Regions from separate parts of the Homo sapiens genome. Here region 1 is linked to region 2. Evidence: read pairs that join two places in POLR2A ChIA-PET (ENCODE). Cell type or tissue: PC-3. All regions are shown on one strand. Region 1 holds the start of CXCL5 (C-X-C motif chemokine ligand 5). Region 2 overlaps MTHFD2L (methylenetetrahydrofolate dehydrogenase (NADP+ dependent) 2 like).

Evidence for each region. Peaks named below come from ENCODE experiments on the same cell type or tissue, not always from the same donor. Only the 100,000 strongest peaks of a DNase experiment are listed, where the experiment ranks them.
Region 1: POLR2A ChIA-PET joins it to region 2 with 10 read pairs; 3 of 35 experiments call an interaction of 5 or more read pairs at or near these places.

Annotation. Positions count from the first base shown.
Region 1 is chr4:73,996,719-74,001,718 of GRCh38, forward strand. It overlaps CXCL5 (C-X-C motif chemokine ligand 5), which reads right to left and starts at 1,959. Exons shown (of 4, transcript NM_002994.5): 1 at 1,755-1,959; 2 at 1,488-1,620; 3 at 1,294-1,377; 4 at 1-937. The coding sequence starts at 1,863. The coding sequence ends at 919. LOC124900715 (a long non-coding RNA gene) reads left to right here and starts at 1,510. Exons shown (of 2, transcript XR_007058140.1): 1 at 1,510-2,644. In PC-3, no CTCF peak of the experiment used is centred here; no DNase peak of the experiment used is centred here; H3K4me3 peaks cover 856 bases.
Region 2 is chr4:74,195,143-74,200,142 of GRCh38, forward strand. It overlaps MTHFD2L (methylenetetrahydrofolate dehydrogenase (NADP+ dependent) 2 like), which reads left to right. Exons shown (of 8, transcript NM_001144978.3): 4 at 4,652-4,804. Among named protein-coding and RNA genes, the nearest start is that of MTHFD2L, 40 kb to the left of the region's middle. In PC-3, no CTCF peak of the experiment used is centred here; a DNase peak (open chromatin) is centred at 2,119; H3K27ac peaks cover 1,836 bases.

The DNA of each region.
Region 1 (5,000 bases), 200 kb before region 2:
ATACGTTTCCAAAACTTTCAGAGTACAAGTCATTGTTAAGTTTGCCTTTACTTTAAAAACTAAAAGAATACATTTCTATATAAACTAGCAGTCAGGAATTTGCCTGTTTTCTAGCTTCTTCATCTATCTAAAATATATATTTAGCTACCAGAATTATGGTACTCCTAATAAAATACTTAATAAATAGCATATAAAATCAAAGTTTAAAAGTAAATGATGGCAGTTTGCCATACTAAAAAGATAAAGAATGTCTAAAATTATAGGAAGATAAGATATTAGCCCTCATAGAACTTAAACTTTTAGAAATTCTGAATAAGGAAATATATTCTACATAGATAAGGTGTGAAACACTCAGCTTTCTAAAGTGAAATAATTAAATAGTATCCCACAATCAAGAGTAAGGAAATTCTCTAACATATTCCCCAAGAAACATTAAAATATTTCCTATTTCTTATAAAAGTGAAGATAACAGTGTATTTCCATCAACAGAATTCTTATGAAACATCATTTCCACATTAAATCCACAGCCTTCTCAGTTAATATCTTAAGGAATATTTCTTGGAAATATAATAGTCACCTACAATTCAAGACACTTTGAAAGATTAACAGCCAGTGATTCCTGGCTCACACTATAGTCAATTGCCAAAACTTCAATAGCATAGCAGATAAAATAACAGCAAATAGCAGAGGTACTATGCTAAACACTTCATTAGCTGAGCTGAAAGCTTAAGCGGCAAACATAGGTTTTCCTCACACTCTTCAAAGTGAGGAATCCAGGAAGAAAGCTAACTACTGGAAAAACAAATAAACAAACAACAACAAAATCTTTCCTTCTTGTCTTCCCTGGGTTCAGAGACCTCCAGAAAACTTCTCTGCTGAAGACTGGGAAACTTTTCCATGCGTGCTCATTTCTCTTAATCAGTTTTCCTTGTTTCCACTGTTGAGAAAAATGTTATATTAGTTTAACCATTTTTCACACTCCTTTCTACTCCACCCTTGTCAAAACTCAGCGTTTATGATGTTTGGTAAAAAAGGAGAATACAAAAATCAATAAAAGCAATGGGTAAACAAAAAACATAACTTAGTGACAAGCTGTGTGTAATTGCTCAAGTAATTACATGTAAGATTGGTATATTTTCCCAGGACAATCCAGAAAAACTTTCCCAATTCAACAACCTTTTAATTCTAAACATGAAAAGTGTTACTTAAATCGTACAGAGAATAAAGACCTTGTGAAGTCTATGGTCTCCCTAGATCAGATTTAGAAACCACAAAGATCAAAGTGACAAGTACCCGTCCAAAATTTTCTGGATGACTTTCTTTAGAAAAGGGGCTTCTGGATCAAGACAAATTTCCTTCCCGTTCTTCAGGGAGGCTCTGAAGGAAAGAAAAAGAAGATACACTCATGAGATACCAAGGTTGAAGACCCAGGCTGCGGGATTTCTCTCTTGCCAAGGTCACAGCGGACACAGCAGCACAGAACTTACACCACTTCCACCTTGGAGCACTGTGGGCCTATGGCGAACACTTGCAGATTACTGATCATTTTGGGATGAACTCCTTGCGTGGTCTGTAAACAAACGCAACGCAGCTCTCTCAACACAGCAGCGGCAGGACCAGCTGGGGAAGAAAGAGAGACACCCTTTATAGGGCAGGTTGCTGGGAGAGTTCCCTGGAACGCAGCGACCCCGCAGAGGCTGGGATGCACCTCTGTGCCCGAGTGCGAGTGCGTCCCGCGCGCCATGCGCTCTCACCGCTGGCGATGGGCCCTGGCTGCGTCAGCAGCAGCAGCAGCACCAACAGCGCGCACAAGGAGCTCGAAGGACCGGGGACACGGGCCGCGCGGCTGGACAGGAGGCTCATAGTGGTCAAGAGAGCGCTGCGAGCGGTCGCGGGTTCCTGAACTGGGTGGAGGAGCGGAGATTGGAGGAGCGAAGATTGGAGGATCCGGAGCACTGTGGCTTCCTCGTGCCTTCTGCACTCCTTTTATCTACACTCATCTCTCCCCACTGACAGGAAACTCAAGCTTTGGGATGCTGGGGAAATTCCCTGAACTCATGGGGCAGTGTGGAAAGAAGAGGTTGGGGGAGGGGGGCCAGACAATGGGAACTGGTGGGGAGGGTGGCCAGGAGGAGCTGCGTGCACCTCTACCGAGAGGGACGTTGTAACCCTGCTCCGCGGTGGAGGGAGCTGTGGCTCCAGCTAGAAGGGAGTAGCTATTCAGCAGGATTCAGCAGGGCCTCATGGCCTGTGCCAGAGCGGGCTAGGGATGCCGGCTTTTCTGAGGCACGCAGCCCTCTGGGAGATGCTCCTCCTCTCCTTCTAGAGAGAAAAGGTGGAACCAAAGTAACAGGAGCCTTGATTTGAGAAAAATTTCTGAAAGTCAATCCTTTCTAATTATTATTACTATTAATCAGGAAATGTTATTCATGTTTGAATTGCTATAAACTGAAAGTCCTTCCTGTCTTCCTTGCAGGCAGGTCATTCTAGGTTTCTTGAATGACTTTATGAATCTCTGGACTTCAACCAGCTTTGGAAGCCAAGATAACATGATAACAAGAGACCCTTGTCTCTTGCCACTTGAAGTCAGTGGCCTGAAAGGACCACTGAATTTTGTTAACTCCCCTACAGATCACCTACTTTGGTAAGTCCGCTTACTGAGAATTCTGTACTTGTAGTATATAGCAAGTATACGTGTGTCCAGGTAGTTAAACAAAAATCTTCCAAAATCACCCAGCAAATTGCCATGGAAGATACCTTGCTATTGGCAGTTGCTATGCTATTGAATTGGAAGAGGTTTTGGTCTTGTTGGGGGTGAGGTGTAGTATGGTGAGCGCAGGCTAAAGCTTGCCAGGGATCCCAGGCCTGCCCCAGCTCTGTTCCCAGCCCCAGATATGTATTTGACACCATTTGGAGATGCTGTGGGAGGCTGATGAGTTTGAAGGGCTCATGTGAAAGCTTCTTGTAGGGGTTTGTATCAATTTGGCAGCACAACAGCACCCAGTCTGTTTTCCCTCAAACAACTTCACGGAGGGAGGAATGCTCCCCACAGGTTTCTGGAACCATCGAGTTTCATGATTACTGGTGACCAACGCTGTTTCCACAGGCCTACTCTAGTCCCCAGTGAGCCCTGCACTGCTGCCTGAAATTGAAGGGTGAAGTAGTTTCCAGCTTCCTCTCCCTCTCTCCTTCTGTTATCTGTGGAGGAGTTAAAGCACTGAAGGTTTAAGGGTTTTCCACTGTCTTGCTCCATGGCAGGAATGGGTTATTGTATTGGAATGACACATAGGCTTTCTTTCATGGAAATCTAACTAGATCCTCTTCTGGCTGGTTCTGAAGACCCTTGCCCTCACAGCAGACCAGCAAAGGTAATCAGTAAACATGATGGCAATGAGAAACCAGTCATGAAACACAACTCTTTTCCTTGTCTCCTATGATACTGGGAATTTTATTAACTCCCCCATCCATCACCTCCATTGGTGAGCAAGAAAGAGATGTCATAGACCTTAACAACTTTTATTTTGGAAGGAAACTTCAGAAATTCACTGGCTGAGTAAGGTTTGGTGGTATGGGCCTTACTCTGTGGGAAACTAAATGAGAAGTCTTCACAGCTTCTTGACATCACCAGCATCATACCTGACTCAGAAAATGTAATTCTTCATCTTTCTGGGGAGTGGTAATCTGTAGAAAACAGCCTGCAGATTTAGTATGTTGACGTTTTAGAGATTAGAGTGTATCGAAAGACAAAAGTTAAGCCTAGGTGAAGTGATAACACTTCAAAAAATCTTGGGCAATTAAATTCAACGTAACCACAGGGAGTAAACCATAGGATAAGACTTTGTTCTTTTAAAAGAAGTTTAATTACATAGGTTATTGACTTTTAAACTGTGTGTGTGTGTGTGTGTTTACGTTAGTTCTAAATAAGCTATTTTAAACATAAGTGAACACACGAATTTGTTTTTGGCGCCAAATGGTGAAATCTGAGATGGATCATGAGAAAAGATTGCCAGTTCCTCCTGACGGTCTTATAAATGTATATATCTCACCTGGTTTGCACTCTGAATCAATTCACTGTAGCTTGTTTATGGAATGCAAGAAGAAAAAAAACACTTCTTTAGCTGACAAGCACATGATAGAAAGTCCCCACTAGAAATGGGCTGTTGGGTTGCCCAACCTAATCAGGAAGCAATATGTCACTTAAACTGGCTTCCCATGGAAATCACTCTGGCCCACTGCCCATGTCTGGTTCCTATATAGGCATCTTGGATGTTGGCTTTGTACAAACGTGGATGGTCCAAAAGTCCTCTAAGGTTGAGTATGACAGCACCAAGAACCACTGAAGACACAGCACTTTAACAGTAGTTGCTTCTTTATCATCAGTTTAAACAAAAGCCATTTGTCTTACCTGCACTGTATCCAGGTGGTAGAGAAAAACTCTGTTATTTTTGTTCCCAACTAAAATAGAATAATTCATCCAATGGTATCAGCATCCTGACAGCCTGAAGGCTTAACTGTCTGTCTAAAGCAATCCTATTTTAGTCATTATACCACAGTATAATGTAATATAAACTAATACAGTATAAATGATTTTTGCCTTCCAAAACACTTAATGTTCATTATTTCTTGAGCCTCACATTGATTCTTGGATAAGAGAAATTTTCTCCCCCATTTTGCAGCTAGGCAAAGTAAGTAGAGCATGAGTTAAGTAGTAGAAAATCCAGCACTGGCAGTCAAGCACCAGAGAATCTGCCCCAGTAATTTTTAATGGTTTCCAGATTACAAACCACTTTCTTCACAATTGCTGGCAAACACCCCCTAGCAGCTCTCCCCAATCTGGCTAACCACTTTATTGTGTTTCCCAACAACCATATTTTAAGCTATTGATATCCTCAGTCCTTCCACTCTTGCCTTTGAGATTGCAGTAATATCAAGGGTCCTAGAGGCTTCCAAGGTATTCCACCTGAAACTGTCCTCTGCTTTCTATTTATTTTTTTATTTTA
Region 2 (5,000 bases):
AAGGGGACCAGCTTGATGCTCACAGATTGAGAGAAGACGAGAGTAACCAGTGATGGGATTAGACACATAGCTATGGTTTTGGTGCAGTAAAAATCATGTAGAGCCTTGTTTGCAATTTTTAAGGTAATAACATTGCAGGGTTTTGAGAAAAGCAATGTGATCAAATATGTACTTCAAAGGTATAACTCTATTGCTGTTTTGTGAATAAATTGTATGGTTGCACATATAGAAGAAGGAAACTAATTAGGAGGCTGTTTCAAGAATTGACAGGAAGAATAATGTTCACTCAAAGTAGAGTAGTATCATGAACATGGTGAGACTGATAAAGTGCTAGATATATTATTATGAAGAAAGTCAACAGATTTTCCAATGGTTTGGATGTTAGGTGTGAGAGAAAGAGGGATATTTAAGATGACTCCAGGTTTTCTTGGCAAGTAGCACAGAAGGATGGGTTTCCCATTATGAACCCTGAAAATCTGAGACAAATGTCAGTTTATTTTGCCAAGGTTGAAGACATGCACCCATTAGACAGCCTCAGAGTCCTGAAAACATGTGCCCAAGGTAGTTGGGCCACAGCTTGGTTTTATACATTTTAGGGAGTCGTGAGACATCAATCAACATATGTAAGAAGTACACTGGTTCCATCCAGAAAGGCGGGGACAACTTGAAGCAGGGGAGGAGTCTTCCAGGTCACAGGTAGGTGAGAGACAAATGGTTGTATTCTTTTGAGTTTCTGATAAGCCTTTCCAAAAGAGGCAATCAGAACATTCCTCTATCTCAGTGAGCAGAAGGATGACTTTGAATAGAATGGGAGGCAGATTTGCTCTGAGCAGTTCCCAGCTTGAATTTTCCCTTTAGCTTAGTGATTTTGGGGGCCCAAGATTTTTTTTTTCACACCATCAACTGAGATGGAGTAGTTATAAGTGAATCAGTTTAAGACAGACTGTGTCCTAAAAGGCTCACATTCATAAATGATAGAGATAATTAAACAACTAATATCATTAACTGAACTAGTGTGCTAAGTATTTTTTATAGCAGTTCCATGGGAAAGCAGAGGAAAAAAATATTGTTTCAATTTGTGATCATTTCAACAGGGGGCAATTGATCAATGCATTGAAGAATGAATAGGATGTGAAAAAAACTGAGAAGAAAGGATTAGTAGTGAAAAAAATCATCATGAGCAATAGCAATGCAGAAGTTAATGCTAAGGGCTTGGGGAAAGGACATGGTTTGGTGTGACTAGAGTGGAGGGCATGTGATGATGATGGTTGGTAAAGGTATGGAACACACAGAGAAGAGACTATAGGAAAAATAAGCTAAAGGACACAATGTTTACTATACGGATGAGCTTGCACTTATCCAACAGATGTGGGGGAAGTGGAAGGTGGCATTTTTAAACAGTAATGTTGTAAAAATCTATAGGTGGAAAATAAGCCAGTAATTTGTTTGTTCCTTTTTTTTTCTGTTCATTGTCCAAAGACAATTAAGCATATTATAAATACATCGCAAAAATATGTATTCAGTGGCCAGGCTCAGTGGCTCATGCCTGTAATCCCAGCACTTTGGGAGGCCGAGGTGGTGGATCACGAGGTCAGGAGTTTGAGACCAGCCTGGCCAATATGGTGAAACCCCATCTGTACTAAAAATACAAAAATTAACCAGGCATGGTGGCACATGCCTATAGTCCCAGCTACTGGGGAGGCTGAGGCAGAAGAATCTACTGAACCCAGGAGGCGGAGGTTGCAGTGACCTGAGATCATACCACTGCACTCCAGCCTGGGGAACAGAATGAGACTCTGTCTCAAAAAAAAAAAAAAAAAACCCATACAAAACATATATTCATTCAATATAGTAAATCTACAGTGTCCTAAAGGCATTATCTGAGCTGTTTTATTACAGTGGTTCAGATTTTGATTTGATGACTTCTGTTTTTCCTAGCATGATTTAATGACTTCTCATAACTTTAAATAGAAGGGGGGAAAACACAAAGTGAATAAAACCAGTTTTATCATTCATTTGGGTAAGATATTAAATGGTTGGTTGTTTACCAATGTATCCTGTGAATCAAACATGTTGTATAACTGCTGTGAGAAAATTGATGCTATTAAGTCTCACGATTGTTTTTTCTGTTCAAGTTATGTGCCCCAAGGGTGAGATTTTGGGAGACTTTTAGTAGCAGTCAGTCACAAACAGGAAATGTATTTATTTCTCTTACTCATATAACAAAAGGAAGTAGGATTACCTGTAATCCTAAATGTAAAATGTTTGATGCTTTTTTGCATGTGCTTAGACAAGTATTACTTAATCTAGGAATAGTGTTATATTTGGAGCCCTAGGAGAAACAATACATTTCTTGGGATATTTTAGAGTTATCAAATGTCTTATTAGGAGTTGGGAGGGAGGCCTCTGTGATTTTAATTTTTAATGGTATTTAAAATGATTAATATTTATTATGACTTCTGTATGATACAAAAGGAAAAACTGATCTTAGAACAAAAAGATATGGATTTAAATTCTGGATTCTTAGTAGTGATTTGAGATTGACTCTAACTCCTTGAACTTGTCTTTAAAATGGGCATGATCATACCTTTCCTACTTTTATCCCCAGTAACTATGAAGATTAAAAGGAAATTGATGTAAAGGTAATATAATCATTGTAAAGCACTTTTTAAATGTAGATAGAGTAGTTCACATTATTGCTATATACTGTATACTACATAGTAATAGGTAGATCTCTCCTGGAAAAAGATATATGTTAGATTTAATACACTGCTGAGATAGCAGAGTTACATAAAAATGATAAATGAATTGGTTTTCTGGATTTTTATGATCTTCACTTTTTTCATCTACTCATATGGAGCTCTTTTCCTTTTAGATTCAGGTTTTATGAATCTGCTATACATTTTGTATGTCCATTCATCTGTCTTTTAAACTAGTAATACTTAAATATTTAAGACAAACCAAAATGGTGATCTGAATTATGATCTGAGTTGAAGTTGGCATATGCAAGAGGACAGATCTGTAACCACCAGTCTCTAGTTCTGGCTTCCAGATTTTCAGATGCTTACATTTCTTCTCAAGTATTTCAGCTGGTGTGTGAACTGAAATATTTGTTACAGCTTTAATGTTATTTTCAGTGAATGGGAGCGCAAAAAATGGTAGATGGCAACATACAGTGTAATTGAGGCTTATTGTTTGGAGAATGGTTCTTAAAATCTACAAAGAGTCCTTGTTGAGTTCTTTTTAATCAGTAGCCCAGCCCATGCATATATTAGCCAGTTTTGAACTTAGAAATAAACTAATTTGAGTCCTAGCTAAAAATAGATACTCCAAATATAGTTGTTTTTCTTTTCATCTATAAAGCTTTTCATTTCATTGTAAAAAATATCCATGTCATGAAGCTTCCGCGTGAGTGGTAGGTGATTTAAAAATGACTTATCATCATCATCACCTAGATTTTTTTTAAAAAAGAACCAGTATTTTTACCCTCATGTAATAAGTTAAATATGTATTCTTTTAAAAGTTTGACTAGAATCTATATGATGATCTCCAAGCTATAGAGAAAATAGATGGAGGCCCTGCTAAAACATTCTAGACTGAATGCAGTTATTAAAAGTGAAAAACTATTGAATGGAGAGACTTTCCAAAGACTCAGTTTCTATTTGAATATGATTCAGATGAATACTTTTATATATTTCAAGGACTTTTGTAATCTAATTATGGTTAATTAGCTTGACTTAAGGTAGCAGTAGCACACTTTTAGAATACAAAAGATATAAAACCCAAGGCATAGCTTTCTGAAAAGTTTGAACTTGGACTTTTATAATGTTTTAAAGAATTATGTCTAAATCGCATTATATAATGGCCGAATAAACTTTTACATAGAAAATATACTTTTAGTATATTAGGCATATGGGTTAATTGTTAGGTTAGTGATAATTTAAACTACTCTGCATAGAGTAATAGGAGCCTATTTTATATTTCTATACTTACTTTTAAAAAATGAGATGATTGGCATCCCATATTTCATTTGATTACTTTATTACTCAGGTTGTGTTCTTTTTCTTCCATATAGCAAATCATAGTAATATTTTTTATTTCACTGTGACAATGCTTTAGAGAAAAGATGTGTGTGTGTGCGTGTGTGTTTTATATTAGATTTTTTGTTATGTCATTTAAGAGGAAGCTAAGAACTCATGATGTTATGACTATTCTTAACACTAACAAACCCCTTTTAATCTCCAATATTCGAAGTATTTAATAGAAGCCTATTAGGAGAACTGTCTTGTGTCATAGAAATGTGGATTCAAACCCTGTAAATATACAAACTTACTGAAACAAAGACATGACACCTGGCTATTACCAGATCTCATTGGTATTGTTTAATTCACAATTTTTTTTCTTTCACCGGTCCAGCCACTTTTGGCTCTGGAATAGCATATACTCCAACTGCAGTTCATTACAGCCATCAGTCAAGAGCACTTTGGCTTACTATTTTGGTGGCAAATAATAATAATAATAATAATAATGACTTTACACCTTTTTTAGAGCCGAATTATAAGTGATGTGGCTTTAGATTCTCAGATTTCATTTTTCAGGCTACCAAATAAATAACAATTTTAAAATTAGACAAATTTTATTTATTTTTCAGACCACGTTGATGAGCGAACAATATGCAATGGAATTGCCCCAGAAAAAGATGTAGATGGATTTCATATTATCAATATTGGAAGATTGTGCCTTGATCAGCATTCTCTCATACCTGCCACTGCCAGTGCTGTTTGGGAAATAATAAAAAGAACAGGTTGGTAATTTGTGGTCTGCAGGACATGGATGCTAGGTGCTGAGCTGAGCCTTTGTGCACTGAGACTTGATGGGACTACCTCAGTCCTATAGAGTGACAGAAAATCATAATCCATAAAACGTCAGTGTACAGAGAGATATAAAATTGTAGAAGTCAAAACATAATACAATCCTGGCTAACACAGTAAAACCCTGTC